Regions from separate parts of the Mus musculus genome. Here region 2 is linked to region 1. The links are chromatin loops, found by intact Hi-C in ENCODE. Cell type or tissue: heart. All regions are shown on one strand. Each heading gives the region's core, and the rest is flanking DNA. Links, peaks and the distances in the headings are about the cores only. Region 1 overlaps Hltf (helicase-like transcription factor). Region 2 has its middle 22 kb from the start of Gm31320.

Evidence for each region. A loop is a pair of places that touch in the nucleus more often than their neighbours do. Peaks named below come from ENCODE experiments on the same cell type or tissue, not always from the same donor. Only the 100,000 strongest peaks of a DNase experiment are listed, where the experiment ranks them.
Region 2: a loop joins it to region 1, with 2.8 times the contacts of the local background. A loop is called at or near these places in 8 of 42 quality-filtered maps.

What each region holds. Positions count from the first base shown.
Region 1 is chr3:20,076,890-20,087,265 of GRCm38, forward strand. It overlaps Hltf (helicase-like transcription factor), which reads left to right. Exons shown (of 25, transcript NM_009210.3): 11 at 5,863-5,942; 12 at 6,022-6,066; 13 at 6,861-6,941; 14 at 9,207-9,304. Among named protein-coding and RNA genes, the nearest start is that of Hltf, 24 kb to the left of the region's middle. In heart, for the core only: no CTCF peak of the experiment used is centred there; no DNase peak of the experiment used is centred there; H3K4me3 peaks cover 289 bases; H3K27ac peaks cover 2,324 bases.
Region 2 is chr3:20,195,261-20,205,636 of GRCm38, forward strand. No RefSeq gene overlaps it. Among named protein-coding and RNA genes, the nearest start is that of Gm31320, 22 kb to the right of the region's middle. In heart, for the core only: a CTCF peak has its summit at 3,855 (motif pointing left); no DNase peak of the experiment used is centred there; H3K27ac peaks cover 543 bases.

The DNA of each region.
Region 1 (10,376 bases), core at 4,012-8,011:
CTCTTCTGGTGCGTCTGAACACAGCTACAGTGTACTCATATAAATGAAATAAATCTTTAAAAAAAAGTGAAAGTAGTAATAATCTATAAAATACATGACTTACTAATTTTTAATAACTACTGCTAATTTCTCCTTATTTTTTTGACCTATTTTTTTAAATTGTTGAGACAGTAAGAGTTCATTACCTTCTTCTTTTTTCTTTATTTTTTTAGAAAGCAAATTCTTTTTTTCTTTTTTTTTTAAGATTTATTTATTTATTATATGTAAGTACACTGTAGCTGTCTTCAGACACTCCAGAAGAGGGAGTCAGATCTCATTACGGATGGTTGTGAGCCACCATGTGGTTGCTGGGACTTGAACTCAGGAACTTCGGAAGAGCAGTTGGATGCTCTTAACCACTGAGCCATTTCTCCAGCCCTTTTCATTTTATTGTTTTATATGTATGTTTGCTTGTATGCATGTCTTCTGTGTGCCACATGTGTGCCTGGTGCTCAGGAAGCCAGAAGAGGGCATTGGGTCTCTTGGAACTGAAGTTACAGATCATTGTGAGCTGCTATGTGGGTATGGGGAATTGAACTCAGGTCCTCTGGAAGAGGACCCATGCTGGTAATCCCTGAGCCATCTCTAGCCCAGTTTCCTTTGTTTTTGTTTTTGTTTGTTTGTTTGTTTGTTTAATGTTGGTTTTGTTTTGTTTTATTGAGACAGGTTTTTTCTAAGTAGCTCTAGCTGTTCTGGAACTCACTATGTAGACCAGGCTGGCCTTGAACTCAGAGATCTGCTGCCTGCCTCTGCTTCCCAAGTGTTGAAATTAAAGGTGTATGCCATTACTGGCCCCAGCTTCCTTCTTGTGTAAATGCTGAATCTTAAAACTGAACTAATTATACGCCTATGCAATATAGCACTATTAGATAGAATAGATCAGATAAAAGGAAATGGGTTATGTAACAAGGAAAATTTAGACACAGCAGCCAGTTGCATCTATTATAGCCAATACAGCTATGCTTACTCTTCAAATAGTAATAGTTTTAGGACTTTTGAATACTGTCACATTTGTGCTATACAGTGGGTTATATTTTTATTCCTATTTTCCAAGTGAGGAAACAGACATAGTTTGGTGATTTGCCTAAAGTCATATCAAGTTCCTAGTAGAATGACGATTTGAATCTTAGTAGTCTAATTCCAAAGTCCATTGTTCTTAAACACTTACTACCTAGATTTTATGAAATAATCATATTCTCCCTTTTTTGACAAGATTCTTTTTTTTTTCCTATTACCCAATTTTCAAAGGTTCTGTTAAGTTTTTTCTTTAATTTCTTTTATTGAAATCATTGGTAGGCTTTATAAATACAGTTTTTGTCAGACCATCTTCATCCTGCATACCCTGTCCATCTTCCTCTCCTTCCTCTCTCTGCTCTCCTCACCACCTTACTCTAATCTCTTTTCTTTCAGTATCCCTTTGCTGTGACATTATATGTGTGGAGAATTTTTGAGTATATATGGCAATATGTATCTTTGTGCAATCTTAAGGTCCACAAAGTAAGAGAACATTTATTTAGTCTGGCTTAATATGGTCTTCTTACTGTTTGTGGTCTGTCGCACTTTCCTGTTCGTCCCTCGGTCTTCTGGTGTAGTTTTTGTTTTCCTACAACCTTACGTGGCCTAATCTTTTGCGTGTGTACAGGCCTTTCACATTATCTTCGGTAGGTTGGCTTAGTAGTCATTAATTGCCTTGCTTTATGTTCATCATGAGAAGGTCTTCAATTAGGAAGAATAGCTTTCCTGGATATAATAATCTGAGCTCGAAGTTATTGGCTCTCAGAACTTGAAAGTACCCTGTTTCCTGCCTTCTTGGCTTTTAGAGGATTTGCTCATGAGTTTGTCATTCTGACGGATCTCCTTTTATCTGTGACTCGTAGTTCTCTCTTGCAGCTTTTATTATTCCTGGCTCTCTGTGCTCAGTAATTTAACTGCAGCATGCCATGGAGGTGTTCCTTTCTCTTGTGTGGTATTCTAAATGTCTTCTCTGTATGGGGTTGGCATTTCTGTTAGGATTTTATTTTCTGTGCCTTCAAAATGAATTTCTTTTGTCTTTTTTCATACTGTGTAGATAATGGTCTTTTCATGGTGTATCATAGACGATGTGTGTTCATTCTTACTATTTTTTCCATTCATTTTCTGACTGTTCTGATTTGTCTATTTTGTTCTAAAGCCCTTGTACTCTGTCTTCACAAGATCTGTTGGAGGGGCTTTCCAGCAAGCTTTTGGTTGGATTTATTGACGTTTTTATTTGGGTTGAGTTTTTTTCAGTATTTTTATGCATTGAATCGTTCTTTCATGCTCTGTATTGACTTGATTTCAGTCTACTCTTTATATTCTCTTTGAGCTTATTTGGAAGCTTTTTCACATTGTCTTTTAACTTCATTGAATGTTTTTGTTTCACTGATTTTGTTTTGTTTTGTTTTTTATTTATTATTTTATTTACAGTCCAGCCATTGTCCCCCCTTCTTTTTCCCCCCTCCCACAGTTCCTCATCCCATTCTTCCTTCCCCCTGCCTCCTTCCCTGCCAGGCCTCTTCTCTCCCTGGGGCCTCTCAGAACGGGGCGTGGGGGGGGTGTTAGTGGGGTAGAGGGTGGGGGGAGCTTAGACCAGGCCATGGTATGCTTCCTGGTTAGTGGCTAGTGGCTCAGTGTCTAGGAGCTCCCAGGGGTCCTGGTTAGTTGAGATTGCTGGTCTTCCTATGGGGATGCCATCCTCTTCAGCTTCTCCCGTCCTTCCCCTAATCAACCCTGACTTCAGACCCATGGCTAGGTGTAAGTATCTATTGGTTGGGTGTGTATACAATGTACACCATAGCATCAGTAATAGTGTGCCTCCATGAGATGGATCCCTAGTTGGCCCGTCATTGGACTGCCTTTCCCTCAGTCTCTTCTCCATTTTTGTCCCAGTAGTTCTTTTAGACAGGAACACTTCTGGGTCAGAAATGTTGACTGTGGGACGGCAACCCCACCATTCCACTTGAGGTACTGTCTATCTACTGGAGGTGGACTCTTTGAGTTCCCTCTCCCCACTGTTGGGCATTTCATCTAAGGACCCTGATACTTTCTAGAGGGTCCCCCCACTTCACTGAATGCTTTTGATAGTCATTCTTTTGCATCTTTTGTCTTAGAGTTCATTCTAACTCCCTTGCATTGGGACCCATTGCTATGGAGTTGATAGTTTTGAAGATATCTTTCTTTGATTGTTTGCATTTCGGCATAGGATTTATGCAAGGTCATTGGCTTGATCATACTGTTTCAGTTGAAGTATTTGCAGTGGTCAAGTAGGTCAAGTGGACAGTTGGATTAAGCTGTGGTCTTTGTTTGTTTGTTTGTTTGTTTGTGCCATTCCTTCCCACCAAGCTTTTGCTGAGGGAGCAGCTACTGTCTCCAGCATTACTCTTAGGCTAGAATATGAACTATAGATGCACTCTCAACTGATGGATAGGCTTACAGTGAAAAATACAGTAATATCAATAAAAAATAACCCCTTTTAACTCCAATAATTTTGCAGAATAGGATGCATTGTATACTAAGATATTAGTCACTTAGAGTTGGAATGAAAAGTAATCTTCTGAGTGAGACTGGTGATTAACACAGAAGAGTGAACAATGAAGGAATTGGAGATGGGGTAGCTTCAATTAAAGCAGGAATGAAAACAGAAAGGGCTGAAGAAACACACATAGTTCAAGCAATCCCAGTGTCAGGCTGACAGGACGTTTCACCAGCCTTGGGCTGACTGTGCCCCTGGGAGCCTTTCTCTTCATCGTGGCTGCTCCTGCTGCTCTGGACACTACTTCTCTTTCTCCTTCCTCTTTCCTTTCTTGTGTGTGTGTATTTGTTCACCTTTCTATGTATCTACTTGTGTATGTTACAGATTTGTGCACATGTGTGTGTGTGTGTGTGTGTGTGTGTGTGAGTGAGTGAGTGAGAGAGGGGGGAGAGAGAGAGAGAGAGAGAGGGAGAGAGAGAGAGAGAGAATGAGAATAGAGGCCAGAAATCAATGCTGTCATTCTTAGCTACTATTCACCTTATTAGTTTTTAACAATTGAAATTGGTCATTGACAATTTCATAATACATACATATATATATGTACATATATGTATGAAAATTACATTCTCATTGCTTTTTTTTTTTTGCCTCACTTTCTCTCCCATTCCTGCTAACATCCCAGTTGCCCAAGAATCTTTTTCCTACATTCATGATTTTTTGTTTTATTTTGTGATCCATTAAGTTTAAGCAGGGCCATCTTTGTACCCTGTACCATCTTTGAGTTTGAAGCACTGGTTGGAACTTGGTAGGTGTATAAGTAGGTACACAATCAAACTCTCTCTCCCACTAATTCAGCGGGGAGGAATTGGACCCCACGAGTTATGACTGCGTGTTGACAAGGCCGGGGCAGGCCCAGTGAATCTGCTTATTCCTCTAAAGCCATTTGTGTATGTTCTCTTGATGACTCTTTGCAGTCACGTGCTGCATGCCATGACGTCACTTTAGTATATACAGGTATTTTCTCTATGTGCTCACATCCCTGAGTGCACGATGGTATATGTCTGAACTAACACTTCCATGTGTGTAAGTAATTATCCGATCTCTACACTGGCCCATGCTTGCTTCTCTATTTGGGCTGGGGCTTTCTGGGGATAGAAGTGGCTTTGTGATTCTGTTTCCTGGGTTAGCTGATCCTTCTGTTGTTTGCCTTGCATCTGGAGGCTGCTTTGTGGGCATTGTTTAAAGTTCTTGATACTATACATCCTACTACTTGGGAACTAGTAAGACTTACTCTAGTCCATGATCCAGACCCTGTGTCTACCACTTAGAATACTGTGTGCTCCTCATCAAAGTTTCCCCAACAGCCACCCCCTGTTAGGAGTGTTCTGCGTTCTAGGACTGATGATAGTTCCCTTACACCTGTTCTGGGTGATGCAGAGAAGATGTTTACCTGTCGATCTGCCCAAGCTGCTATCTCAGCATAGGTCTTTTTAAATGACTTGTATGTGCTACAGCCAAATACTGAGAAATATGAATGTGGAATATGGGTCTTCACATCTCTGTCTCGTTGAACTGTAAACTTCTCAATGATAAGTCTGGTATTGCCTGTACTTTCAGTGTTTGCCTTATTTTTTGTTTTGTCTTTGGACTTGGCCCCTGACTCTGTCTGAGGATTTGCACAGATGCTCTTCACATTGGCTTTACAGATGCCTGCCTGCCTTCCCTTCCTTTTCTGCCTTATAAATTAATAACCTTGAACTGAGAGTAGGGCTACCTGAAACTCTTCTTTGTCCTAAGCTGAGCTTCTCATTCTCTCTGGTTTTTCTCAGTCTTCCTTTAGCAGTAGAGTATGCCCCAGTTGGGCCTTGAGTATTTTTAGAATCAGTTGTAGACATTCCTGGGCTGACTATTCAGTGTTTCTTTCTTCTCTGCGGAAGCTAGTGCTTGCCTGTCATCACTCCCCTCACACGACAGAGGCTCTCACAGTCCCTGCTTTATGTCCTGTGAACTTAACAGTCTGCATGGACTTGTCACCTACTGTCTTCCATATTGCTAGGTTTTGTTGGTTTTAATGTTACATCAGTGTTTTAGTTGAACAAATGAGCACTGAACTCTAGGCATACCTTCTCAAACGTAGGCATGGTGGTACTAGATTATAAGTGTAGCTGTCTGCTCATAAAACCAAAAGCTTTTAGCAGATTTGTCATTTGCTTGGCAAAAAAAGACTTTTTGAAAAATGTTTTTAAAAAGCAAATTGTACTTAAACAACTTCTGTATTGCATTTAATAAGCATCTTGCTTTATTATATTTTATTTTGAAATTTTCAATTTCAGAAGAAAAATTTCTGTACAGTACATTGAAAGTAGTGATTCAGAGGAAATCGAGACAAGCGAACTGCCCCAGAAAATGAAAGGTAATATGATTTGATTTGACACTCTGTCGTGTATTCTAATATTCTGATGTGCCCATTTGATATTTTTGTTTTATTTTAGGCAAGCTGAAAAATGTACAGTTAAATACTAAAAGTAGAGTAAAAGGTAAGTACATATTACCCCTTCTCAGACTTTTATAATCTGCATGTAAAGATTATTAAAATAAAACCTCATCAATTGACATCTTAATCGGTCGACTTTAGCAATAATTATCAAATGCAGCTGCTTTTGAACTCTTTCCTGCATTTGACCTTCTCATGAACTTACCATATGTTTTAGATAAATTAAATAATGCAAACTCAATGAATAATTTCAATTAAAAAATCTAGGATAGAAAATTTAAGTAAACTTTAAGCAAAAGTCATTTTCTGTTACTTATAAAATAACTTGAATCAAACTTTGTATTTTTACATACATATACACCCCCTCCAGCCCAGCCCACCCCCACCCACCAACACACACAGTAGTGAACAGATTTGGAGTATCTTCTTGGCAGCATTCACATTATGCACATATTAAAGAATGAATACTGTTGATTTCCTTCATCTTTGAAACACGCTTTATATCCCTGTTTCAAATCGTCCTGTCTTTCTGTTAGCTGAGAATGTGGATTATGTTTAGACAATAGCTCCTCACTTACCTATGATACCAACAGCTTCACACTGGGGGAGACGCACTCCATCTTCTGCTTTCACTTCGTTTAAGTGAAGTCATAGTTGGTTCATGAGTGCATCATTTCTCTGAGCTATAGAGGTATACTTAATGTCATAAGTGCCAATGTTGTTTACCAAACACTATTTTTATTTAATAATATAACGTCTCAAGTTACAGAATATAGAAAGTTCCTAAGGAGGCACAGTGAAGAATTTTAATGATTTATTAGTGATTTTTCTTATCAGGATCATCTAAGGTTAAGGAAGATTCAAAATTTGCACTTACTTTTTTTGCCTCTGCAACACAAAGGAAAATGTTGAAAAAAGGTCAGTACGTCTAGTTTTCTACTCCCCCTCCTATTTGTAATGAAAAGAATTTAAATAACAATATCAAATATACTGTACTGGCTAGTTTTGTGTCAACTTGACACAGCTGGAGTTATCACAGAGAAAGGAGCTTCCGTTGAGGAAATACCTCCATGAGATCCAACTGTAAGGCATTTTCTCGGTTAGTGATCAAGGGGGAATGGCCCCTTGTGGGTGGGACCATCTCTGGGCTGCTAATCTTGGTTCTATAAGAGAGCAGGCTGAGCAAGCCAGTGGAAGCAAGCCAGTAAAGAACATCCCTCCATGGCCTCTGCATCAGCTCCTGCTTTCTGACCTGCTTGAGTTCCAGTCCTGACTTCCTTTGGTGATGAACAGCAGTATGGAAGTGTAAGCCAAATAAACCCTTTCCTCCCCAACTTGCTTCTTGGTCATGATGTTTGTGCAGGAATAGAAACCCTGATTAATAGAAACCCTGATATACTATGAAAAATTTGGAAAATATTGAAAAGGAAGAAAGCTGGTGTAGCTTTCTCCATGCCTTTCTCACAGTATTTGTTTTAGAAAGGGTCAAGGTGTAATGGGAAGAGTGCTCTCTCAAATCCAAGAGCTATTTATTCTTGTAAATCAACAAAGTCATTTATGATTGGTTCAAAGCTTGACTTGGATAAATTTAAATAAAGATATAGTTTTTACTGGGATTAAGATTAACTTTTCTTAATGTCATAGTTGCTTCTGAGTATGATGGAAAGAGATTGAATTAAGGATTCAATCTGAGAGAATTGTATTTCTGTGCTATGGTCTCCATTTGTAGCACAAGATCTTATTTCGATGGCTAATTGAGTAGTCACAAGGGATGCAATGAATAATTAAGAGACTTTAGATGTTAAATGATACAAAGACAATAAAGCAGTATGATGTGCATAAAAGTAGAATTGAATGTAGCCTGTTTAAAAATGATATATTTTGGAACTGGGTGGCTTAGGGGCTAAGAGCACACACCACTCTTCTAGAGGCTCCAGATTCATTTCCCCGCAGCTGACTTGGATAGCTCACATGCTTGTAATCCCAACTCTAGGGCATCCAACTACTTCTAGCCTCTGTAGGCACTCACACAGACACAGACACATATCATCTGCACACAGATAATTAAAAAATAAATTAAATATATTTAACTGGAGAGGTAAAATCCACCTTGAGTATACACAGTCCCATTCCATGGACTGTCAGCACTTGAAGAAGTTAGCTGAGCACCAACATGAATTTCTGTGTACTTCTTTTTTTTTAATTAGGTATTTTCCTCGTTTACATTTTCAATGCTATCCCAAAGGTTCCCCATACCCACCCCCCCCCATGTGGATGTGGATATTGTGTGTGACCAGCTGCTTAATGCTCTTGGTGCTGTGATTTTTCCATCCACTACAGGCTATGTTCTCAGTTTGTGAGCCAAAGTCAATCCTTGCCTTTACTTTTTAAACTTGCTCTTGTCAGGTATTTTGACACAAAGACTAACAGGAAATTGGTATTGAGCAATGGCACTGTTGCTGTGATAAGCCTAACAGTGGTTTGTAAGCATTTAGCATTGGTTTGCAGGTAGAATGTGAAAGATTTTAGAGCTGTAGGCTGTAGTCTGTAGATGCCCTATAGACAAGAGACTATTGGGCTGTTCTGGTGGGAATTTGGAAGATCAGAATGCTGAGAGAAATGTGGATAGTAGGGACTTAGCTTGTCAGGTTTCAGGAAACTTTCTTGGGCTAGGAGCCTATTATGTTTTAATCTGGCAAAAAACCTGCTGAATTCTGTGTATGTCTTGATCATTTGAGTGGTCCTGAATTAAAAAGCGTTGGTTGACTAGTTGTTTAGCACAGGAATTTCAACACAGGATAGCACTTAGTCTATGTTATGGTTACTTCTTACTGCTCTTAGCCATGGTGACAGAGAAACCTGCAAGTAGGGCAGGAAGCTAAGGCAAACACACAGCTTGGGAAGTATGAGAGTTTACAGCTGAGTCAAGTAGACCTGGCTATCTTGGAACTCAGGTCTGTAGACCAGGATAGTCTTGAACTCACAAAAATCTGCCTGCCTCTGCTTTCTGTGTGCTGGGATTAAAGGCAAATACCAGCATTCGCATCCCCACCTTCAGCCCATAAAATTCTTCTGGATTTCTTTCTGTGTAGATGATGATTGCTGAGACCTTATTGAGATGTATAGTTCAGGATTTTAAAAAGCAGGTCTACGAACAAGTCTGTCAATGTCTTGTTCTTTTAGGCATGTCTATGATGGAGTGCTCAGAGGCATGTGACACTGGAGAGAGGACAAGAGCAACACTGATCATCTGTCCACTCTCTGTGCTCAGCAACTGGATTGTAAGTCTAAAGCCTTTCAGCTTAAAGTGGGATGTTAACATGTTTGTCTGTAAGAACATGGTGCTATACGTATATGTGGCATTCATTTTCATATATGTTAAACGAATTATATTTGTTGAAGTAATTACCTTTTTTTTGAAGGCTTATTTGATTAACTTAATTGCTGACATAGGGTTTAATTTGTACTTCTGCTTCTGCCATTTTTGTTTCCCCCAAGAGGACCATATTTCTAATTTAACACTCCCATTCTACTGAGTTTGGGAATTATGAGAATTCCACTGATAGCAACTTCTATAACTGTTTATAACATCACATGTGCTTGCTTGGTTTGTCCTTCATTTCTTCTCATAGATTTTTCTCACTTAATTGTTACCATTCTCAGTTTCTAAGTGACCAAATTGAAACAGAGAGGTTAATTTACTTGATTAGGGCCATCCAGCCAAGAGAGAGCTTGAATGTGGTCACCAACCTTTGACCCTGTAGTTCTTGTTGTAAGGTAACCAACTAGAAAAGCGTGTCTCCCCCCCCCCCCCCCCCCCCCCCCCCCGCGAATTGTTTTTCCTTTTTGAAGAACATTGCATTCTTGTATGTTCTGTGTAAGGAACAGCCTGCTTCTATGTCCCTTCTAATTTGAACCTCAAGCTTTGTTTTATAATGAAATATTATTTTGGAAGCATTTAAACATAAAGACCACTGGATGTGTCCTTTCATTCTTGCTGCCTTCAAGGATAGCTGTCCCCTCCTGATCTGCCCTCTCTCAGGAAGAGGAAGTCCTGCTCTTTGTAAAACTGTTGCCTTAATTTTTATGTCTTATTCCATTTTTCCCATTTCCTTTTTCGATTTTCTCCTTTCTCTTAGTTATTCAGTCTGATCCCACTGGGTTTCTTCATGAAAAATATTCAGTTGCTCATTTTAAATACGTCATTTAATTAGGTTTCCCACTGAAATTGTTGCTCTTATGTATTCCGTCCCTGGTGTAGCCCTTCGCTGATAATTTCTCTTAAGCTCTTACTCCCCGAATTGGCTTCTGTTTTCAGCTGTCAGAATTGCATTGGGAGAGACACCTAGTAAC
Region 2 (10,376 bases), core at 2,175-6,174, 120 kb after region 1:
GTGTGTAATCTGAAAAGGTAATTTATGAAAATCTCTGTCTGCTCTCCCCTGTCTAATTTACATAATAGTGGTGAATTCAATGAGCTAACATCATAAAATGTACACTTTAGGAACTTACATTTAATCAATATCATTGAATTCTAATCATTTTCTTTTTTCCCTGGTTGTTTTTGACATAAGAATCTGCTCAGGGCTGGGGAGATAAACTACCCACCTGAGTTTTCCCAGGATTTACATAAGAAAAGCAGGACCCAGTGGGCTCTGGCAGCAGAGGTGGGGTTGGCTGGTCTCTAGGGCTTACTGGCTAGCAACTTAGCCTACATGGTGAGCTTCCAGACAATGAGCGAGGAGGTTCTGTCTTCAGAACTGTGTTTGGACAACTTTTTTTCTAAGGAATAACACGTGAAGCTTTCCTTTGGCCACTATATCCACAGGCACCAATGTACCACGCACACATGTTTACCTGTACACTTAAATGTGCACATATGTGCACATACGCACATATGCAATCTACACAAAAATCTACAACTACTTTTATTTGTAACAACTCTTGCGTAATAGATGCTGTGGATTTAGTATAACAGGTCAGTATAAACAATACAAGCAAAATATTGGCAGGTGGTCAGAGGAGCCAGCACTGAGTTCTCCAGACATGGTCTAATCATCAAATCAAACTGTCCTAAGAGGCTTCTCATTGCATTTCTCTAGATCGTCACTAAGATCATTGCTGATCGTTATTTTCGTAAGTAAGCCAGGGGAGAGCAACACTCTCAGAGCTTTGCAATTGTCTTCCAGTTTGGTTTCCAGGTGCTTTGAACTTATGCTACCCTGTTAGAACACTCTGAAGTCAAGTGAGTACTTCTAGAATAAATCCAAGACATTGAGTGACTGAAGGATCACATCTTGTTAGAATCAGAAGTAAATTCTAAGCTCAATTGTCTGCTTTGAACCTCCTTTATAACAGATGAGGGGAAGCCATGGGAAGCACAACACAATTTAAAACCAGTCAAGGCAATCCAGCATTGGCATTAGCCTGTCTATTGCATTTTGAATGGTTAGTACTGATGTGTTGACTTTTAATTTACCAATATCCAGAATCATAAAATTAAAGTTGTGGGCAGAGTACAGAACAAAGTGATAGTAAAAAATCAACATTTATTTTTCCCGTTTCTAGGTACTATTTCTAGGCACTGTTCTAGGTACTATTTCTAGGTACTGTTGTAGGTACTATTTCTAGGTACTGTTCTAGGTACTGTTGTAGGAACTATTTCTAGGTACTGTTCTAGGTACTATTTCTAGATACTGTTCTAGGTACTATTTCTAGGCACTGTTCTAGGTACTATTTCTAGGTACTGTTGTAGGTACTATTTCTAGGTACTATTTCTAGGTACTGTTCTAGGTACTATTTCTAGGTACTGTTCTGATTCTCACAATTCTGATTGGCTTCTCCCTGATCATCACTTTTCATCTCATCTTCTAATTTTGTGTCATGCTCAGGCTGCTCTTTGAGTCTACTCTAAAGACGTCTCATGTTTGTACTAACGTAAGGTCACACTTTTTGTCAAAGGGTCTTGTCACAACAAATCTGCCCTGTAATTCTATGGAGACTGTTGATGAACATCCTTAGCAGGTGTAGATCCTAATTTTGTGTCTCTAGCTGTACTTAGTTTTTGAGAATGAGCAAGGGTTCTCCACCATTCAGACACTGGATTTAATACTGATTTTTTTTTCTTTTTATTCTGTAGACTGGAGAGGTGACCTGGTTCCCTCACTTGTCTTTAATGCCTTTTTTTTTTAAAGGTTTATTGTTAGTTTTCCCAGCCTAGTGTTGAATTGATAGAAAAGTGATTTCTCCTTATCATTCGCACTGTTTAGATTGCAGGTAGTGCCATGATGTCTGACTCTGGAGTATGCTCAAATATCCTGTGTTCTCCCAAATAGATGATAGATGGGACAAGGTAGTTAAAGTGAGATGGAGGAGAAGACCTCGTCCGCATGCAAACCTATCCTAAGATCTAGCTCCTATGTGAGTCTATGGATTACTCAGGTTAGAGGTGACCGTGTCAGACCTTAGACACCCCAGGTCAGGGACCAGAATTCAGTCACTGAGATTACCTGACAGCTCAGCATGTCACAGATCTTCATTTAGGTAGGCGAAGGCTATTACAATCCAGAAGGACTAGGAGATAGGTCCCTGAGACCAGTGGTTTTGATTTGATACGAGAGGAGGGTGAGAGGAGGGATGTAATTGGTACAGGGCATGGGACCATGTTTAGATTTGTTGGAAGAAGAGCTTGATCAGAAAGGACCAGGCCACAGGAGGCAACACCCTGAGTGTGTTTTAGAAACATAGTAACTCAGTTAATTTCTGGTCTGCATTCACTACAATATTCTAGGTTGCTGATGTCTCCCCCATAAAAGAAATCTGACGAGCCACGAGGAACCTGTTTGAGAAGATTACTCTTCTTTTAAGATAAGAATGCTTTTCCTGGCCAGAAACTCAGCCTGTGTTTAGAAGCTGTTGTGTATGGCATAAATTAATTCTTTATACAATTGATGCAAGTTGGCAGATCTGAAATTTGAACTTAGTTTTTTTCTGGTTCAAGAAGCAATATGAGTAACTCAAACAAGAAAATTTAGAGATATTTGGCAAGGAAATAAATCTTGGGAGGTGACAGAGTAGAAGGGAGATGATCAAAACCAAGCAAATGCCATCAGCCAGGCGGAGTGGATTTTAACTGAAAGGGAAGTGCTCGTGCTTGTAGTTCCTTATCTAAAATCCACCGGCTCGGTGGAAACGTCCGAAGCCCTCACATGAGTCACATGACAACGGGAATTGGCACAAGAAATAGGCCACAGACTTTTGCTTGGAAATCATAGTCAAGGGTGAAGCTATGAAGAAAGCTTGTCATGTGGCAACAAGCCTCCTCCTGCGGGGGAGAAAGAAACGGGAGCCAGTGTATGAAGAAAGGTGATTAGATGTTTGACCATAACATAAACGGAGGGAACTTAGGTGAGTCTCTGGATCTCATTGTCTTTGTCCATGGGCATTTCTAACAGTAATTGTTCCATGCTTGTCTCCACAAGGTGTCCAAGCCCAGGGGGCCTCTGAGGCTGAGGGAGGACGGTCTAGAGATCTACTGCCTGGGTTCTCTCGCAGACCAGTGGGCTAGAGATCCAGGTGGGATGGAGTTCATCCTTGTTTCCCATTAACCTAGACACCAAGGCAATGCAAGTCACCATGAAGGCTAGCTGTGGAGGCTAGTTGTCTGGAGAAGTCAGCTCATTACTGTGCCTATAAATACACTGTATAAATTACAGGTTTGTTTATACATGTAACTGTGGTCTTACTATCTTCCTCACCTGTCTTAATAGACCAGAGAAAACTCAGCCTTAGTGTTATATAACTGCAAAGTATGCACTGGACAAACTGGCTGATGACAATCTTTCAATCTTGAGCATATTATACAGGTAATTTGGGGGTTTCATATGAGTCCGGTATGAAGTGGATGTCACAGAATCCTTGTATTTTCTTTATGAAAGATTCCATCTTTTTCTTATGCAGATGAAAGTCTTTGTAGAACCACATGGTCCCCGTCTTCAGTTTTACCTATCTTTTTCATTGGGAAAGCGATGATCACTCAAAAAAAAAAAAAAAAATTCATCCAGCTTTTTAGCTTCTCTCAAATTCTGAAGGTTTTAGCAAAAAAAAAAAAAAAAAAAAACAAACAAACAAACAAACAAAAACAACAACAACAACAAAACAACAAAACAAAACAAAACAAAATAATACAAAACAAAACGGGCCTGACAAGGTTTAGGAGTTGAGTAGCAGCGCCACCTTGTGGTTCAGATCTGCCACTGTTGGACGCTATTCCCACCAAGGCGTGACTGAGTGATTTGCTGAGTTTGGGGATAAAGTCTCTAAAGATGCAGTGGGGTCATGCGAGTGAGACCCTGGTCTGGTAGAAGTGAGAAAATAATTTTTTGCTGTCTATAGTATTTTGTTATTTCAGCTTAACCATAATAAAATACTAGTCTCACTTTGAATGTAACTTCTGTGGGTATTTGCGAGTCTGGTCTATGAACGTGGAAGTTAAGAGCAGCGAAGATCCTTTTCCTTTGCTTTGTGTGCTGGCAGAGACAGAAAGAATTTTTAATAAAGGCCCTGGCATGGGAGGTGCACAGGCTGATGCCAACGGACAGAACTGGCAATGGCTAGGATATTAAGTACAACAGTGCTGCTTGTGAGGCAAGAGCTGTCTTTACTTAACACTTATATTTTATGTATGTATGTTTGGCCTGCATGAACATACACCATGTCGTGCAGTGCCACAGACACCGGAAGAGGAACTGTGGTTACAGAGGGTGGTGAGCTGCAGGTGGGCGCTGAGAATAGAACCTGGGTCCCCTGGAAAAGCAGGCAATGGAATCTTCCCCAAAAAGTGTAAAACTGTGCAAAATGTATATATATTTACATATAAAAATGTATATTAAGAGAGAGAGGATAACAATCTCTCTCTTAAGAGAGTTCATTCTCAAGGGTAGTTTTATATGACTTCCTTTCTGGAAACGGTCACTTCTTATTTCTTTGTTATACGGGAAGACCTAATGGAAGGCCTTTTAGGATTCTGGAGCAAAGATCTGAAGCATCATTTGATATACGTAAAGATCTCCTCATCCCCGAGGAACTCCTCACTGGGGAGAACCAGATCTTGGGAACCAGCATTGAGCATGAGAATACACAGCATTACAAGACCAACCCATTATGTCATGGTTTGCATATGCTTGGCCCAGGGAGTAGCCTGTCGGGAGGTGTGGCCCTGTTGGAGTAGGTGCAGCCTTGTGGGTGTGAGCTTTTATACCGACATCCTAGCTGCCTGAGAGCCAGTATTCTGCTAGCAGCTTTCAGATGAAGATGTAGAACTCTCAGCTCCTCCTGCACCATGCCTGCCTGCATGCTGCCATGTTCCCACCTTGACAATGGACTGAACCTCTGAACCTATAAGCAGCCCCAATTAAATGTTATTCTTATAAGAGTTGCCTTGGTCATGGTGTCTGTTCACAGCAGGAAAACTCTAAGACACATTACAATGTGAATTCTTTGGAATGAATTATTGAGGACATTTTTTTTCCCGTGTTGACTCTGGTTTATAGAATATATACTGGTTATGTTTCAACATCTGGGTCTTCACAGTCTCTCTGAGCAAGACAACAGGTTACCGATTTATGTCCTGGGCCTAGTTTAACTGGGAGTAAGAGCCTCCAAAGTGTTTGTCCTTTTACCTCTTATGTTTTTGCTATGTTTATTCTTCAAGTTTGGTTTTAAGCACTCAAAGGTCTGAGAAAAGGCTAAGGTACAAAGCCCATTTGATTTCTTTTTACCTTTGATAAAACAGATCCAGCTGCAGGATAATTCTGAAGCACAAATTGCCAGTTATTGCCTATTTATTTTAAAACAAATGACTTCAATTGCCAGTGGTATTATACAAGGCCAAGATAATCTCATTTATTAAGGCTTTGGTAATTAATTGGTCCCAATTATAGAGAATACACAAGAGAGGAAATCAGCACGTCTTTTCTGGCTGGAACAAAACACCATGACCAAAAAGCAAGTTGGGAATGAAAAGTCTAGTCAGCTAACTTCCAAATTGCTGTTCGTCACCAAAGGAAGTCAGGACCGGAACTGAAGCAGTCTAAATATTGGTCTAAAAAAAACCAAACAAACAAAAATATCGTGATAAAGTGACTCTTGATGATATCCCACTGTACTCATAGATCAGTGCCTTGTTCAACCATCACCATCAGAGAAGCTTCCTCCTGAAGTAGATGGGAACAAATACAGGGATTCATAGTCCGACAATATGCAGAAAGTAAGAAATATTGGAACACTCAATCCTAAATAGGATGTTGGCATAAAATCCCTCCCCTCAGAGATGAGGGAATCCTGTGGAAGAGGAGGCAAAAAGAGTGTAACCCCAGAGAGGGTGGAAGACACTAAACACCAAGGCCCTCTAAATCAACACGAGCAAAGCTCATATGAACTCGCAAAGACTGAACTGTCATGCATAGGGCATGCACGGGCCTGCACCAAGTCCTCTGAGTCCGGACTGTAGCTTCTAGTTTACTGTTTTTATGGATTCCTGAATGTGAACCAGTGGGTCTCTGTTTGTTGTGCCTTTTCTTGATCTTTTCCTTCTGTATGTTTGTCTTGTCCAACTTTGATGTGATGGGTTTTGCTTTATCTTATTATATTTTATTTTATTATATCTTTTAAATGGGTGAATGAGTGAATGAATGAATGAATGAATGAATGAATGAATGAATGAAAACGTAGCCACAAGGGTAAAGATTAACAACGGATCTGTCACTTATACCTGCTGGGAGAAGTAAAGTCAGTTTTCTCCAGTAGAGCAACACTGGGTATATCAACCACTCAAGGACTGGCTGCATGTTCAGGAGTAGTTGGCCAACATATAAAATGGACGCCACAGCTTTCTGTGTGTGGGTGTGTTGTTTTACTTCTATTTGTTTACAGATTGATGGGTTATTTGGAGACTTTTTTTGTTTTGTTTTGGGAGTTTGGGGCTTGTAATTGTATTGTGATTTTGTTTTGTTTTGTCTTGGTTTTTTTGAGAAAGAATTTAAAGTTGGGTAGGTAGGGAGGGGAAAGACAGTGAAAGGACCTGAGAGAGAGAAAACCATTATTAAAAGTTATTTAAATATAAAATTGTTTTAAATTAGAAAACTATAATTAAAACAGAAAAAGCAATGCATATCTGAAGCCCCATCTTGGTGCAAACTGGTAATAGGGGAAATTCGGGAAAGGAAGATGGAGGCTTAAACTATAGCAAGATCCTACAGCTGAGCCTAGTGTAGGAATACAGGGAAATGATAGGAAAGGAATTATAGAGAGCCTTCATAGCTTTCTATCAGGATAGGTATGTGGGGGAGGGAGGGCCCATATTCTCTTCATCAACCTCCTCCCCACTTCATGTTCCCGTTCAGACTCAACCCTTCCATAGCTATCTATTCTATCTCTTTCCTAACAAGACCCATCTGTCCCCTCTCATCCCTAACTCCTTACCTTCTGTATTTCTGTGGATTGTAGCTTGACTATCATTGACTTCACAGCTAATATCCACATATAAGCAAATATTTATCTTTCTGAGTCAGGGATCGCTTACTTATGAGGCTTTTCCCCCGTAGATCCATCCATTTGCCTTCAACTTTCATCATTTCATCTTTTTTAAATGGCTGAGTATACTACGTTGTGTAAATATGTCACATTTTCTTTACCCCTTCTGTTGAGAGACATCTGTGTGGTTTCCAGTTTCTGACTATGATGAATAGAGCAGCAAGGATCATGATTGAGCAAGTGTCTTACTGATAGGAAGCATCTCTTGGGTATATGACCAAGAGTAGTATAGTTGGATTTTAAGGTAGATCGATTCCCAGTGTCCTGAGGAATATCCACACTGATGTCCATAGTGTCTTATGAATTTGCACTCCTTCTAGCACCCAATGAGTTTTTATTCCACATTGTCACCGGCATACGCTGTCACTTTTTTTTTGCTGTTACTAGCCATTCTAGCAGGTGTAAGACACAATCTTAAAGTAGTTTTGACTTGCATTTCCCTGGTGGCTAAGGATGGCACACGTTTCTTGTGTGTTTCTCAGTTATTTGAGTTTTGTTTATTGAGATTTCTGTTTAGATAGGTACCACATTAAAAAAAAACCTGGGTTATTTGTTTTCTTGCTATCTAGAGTCTTAAGTTATTTATATATTTTTGGATATTAGCCCTCTATCTGATATGGAATTGGCTAAAAAACTATTTTCCCATTCTGTAGGCTGCCACTTTGTCAGAGTGATGGTGTTCTTTGCTAGAAGATTCTCCAGTCATGAGTTCCCATTTGTTTATTAATTGTTGATATGAGCTCTTGTGCTAATGGTGTTCTGTTCAGAAGTCTTTTCCTGTGCCAGTGAGTTCAAGGCTGTTTCCTGATGGGGTTTCTCTGCCAAAGAAATAAGCCAATTTAGCTGAATTAAAAGTAGAAAAGGCACATTTATTTGAGTATGGGCTCCTGGGAGAGTTCACCTGTCTCAGGGGACTAGACAGGCAAAAGATTCCAGGAAGACTATGGCATAAGGTTTTTATAGACTGTGGTTGGGGACAGGGGCTTGGGTGACTGGTAACTTTAGGTGAGGGGGTTTGTGACAGCTGTCAGGAATGTGGGGTTAGGCTTTTTTGTGTCTTTTCTGTTCAGAGGCTTTCCAAGTGGGCAAAGTTAGAGAGAGAGGGAGAAATGGCATTTGTTAGAGCATATGGGGGTGGGGGTGGGCAAGCCAGAGCCTCCAACAGAACATCCCGACCTCTTTGGGTGTATCGGCACAGGTTCATATTTGGCTACTTCCTGCTGAAAAGGGATGGCATGAAGTCAGGGAGTTGGGAGTTGGTGGATCAGTGCTCAGGGGAGACTTAGGTGAAGTGGCATCTGGTTAACTATTATAGCTAGGAGACCTCTTAAATCTGCTTTTGGAGAAGGCTGGGGAGGCAGGGGAATAAAAGGAAAAGATAGGCAAATGAGAATGAGGAGACCTATTATCAGGGGGAGTAACTGGGAAAAGGGACACTGGCACCAATTGAGGAGGGAGGTGCCCTGGTTTGGCCATCCTGACCCCTTATTTGGGGCTTACTACAGAACCAGAGGGTAGAAGGTCTCAGCTGTTGTACAGACCATTCATCTTGCATAGGTGCTCTCTTGAGTATGGAGAGTTGATACCAACACTGATGTCACAGCTGGCAGCATGGTGAAGATCACAGTGAAGGGTCCTTACCACTGAGGTTCTAGAGGCTTGGGAGATAACTCCCTGAGGAATACCTAGTTCCCTGGAGAGAGTGCGGTAGACTAAGGAGCAGTTGGGTCCTCTGAGCTCTAGAAAGCTTAGTAAACTGCTATTTTAATGAGTCCCTTGGCTCTTTCAGTCTTTCCTGAGGATTGTGGGTGGTAGCGGATGTGGTGTTTCTTGGGGATGTTGACAGTCACTGAAGTTTCCAGCTCTGTGTCCCTGGACAGTGATTTTTATTTTACTAGTTTTTGTCAACTTGGCACAACTTGAGTCATTTGAGAAGAGGGAACCTGAATTGAGAAAATGACTCCATCAAATTGGTCTGTAGGCAGGTCTATAGGATCATTGTGTTTTTTAGTGACTGACATGGAAGGGCTAAGACCACTGTGGCTGGTGTTACTCCTGGGTAGGCTGTTCTGAGTTGTATAAGAAAGGAAGTTGAACAAGCCGTGGGAACAAGTCAGTAAAGAACATTTCTTTATGACCTTTGCCTCAGTTCTTGCCTTTAGATTTCTTCATTGGGTTTCTGCTGTGACTTTCCTTCATGATGAACTTCAACTGTAAGTTGAAATAAATGCTTTTCCCCATAAATTGCTTTTGGTAATGTTTTATCACAGCATTAGAAAGCAAACTAGGAAAGAAGGCATTTGCTCTAAAAACACAGGGCTACAAGGTTCATGGCTCTTTATAGGTATTTTATATAATACCTGCCTCTCTCATATTTGTAAGCATGGCCTCTAATCACCTATATATTATTCTAGGTGTATGGCCCAGATCTTCTCTTTCCCTCTCTCCTCTTCTTTTTCCTTTCTCTCTCTCTCTATATATATAAACTCCCTATTCTGCTAAAAGGATAGGCTACTTTCCTACCCACAGAACAGTACAGAGAGGATAGCAACAGTAGAATCACTGTGAGCAGGTTTGCAAGTCAGAATGTGGGATTATCTAGATTGATAAGTATTCTAAGTATTGGCCAATGTGGTTCTTTTTGGAATAAGGATAGAGAGACAATTTGAGTTTATAGATAGCAACAGATCTGACAAATCTGGTTAAGAAAGGTTGAGATTCGAATTAAACATTAAGTTTACTCACATTTAAATATATTTTTCCTCAAAATATAAAAAAAAAATTCTGTTTAAAAAATGAGGCACTAGTGAATATTCAGATAACACTTCCCTGTTTTCCAGGCAGCCTCAAATCCATCATTTTCTATTTTTTTTTCATTGAGATTGTGAGAAACGTGTTAATATTATGTTACTGACAGGGCCTCAAGCCCTACCTTCCTAAACCCACTAAGTTTAAATTTTAATTCAGATCTCCAGATGTGGTGACATCCTCCCACTGATGCATGACAAGGCCATCCTCTGTTACATATGCAGATGGAGCCATGTGTACTCCTTTGTTGATGGCTTAGTCCCTGGGAGATCTTAGGGGACGGATGGGTTGGTTGATATTGTTCTTCTTATGAGGTTGCAAACCCCTTCAACTCTTTCAATCCTTTCTCTAACTCCTCTGTTGGGGACCC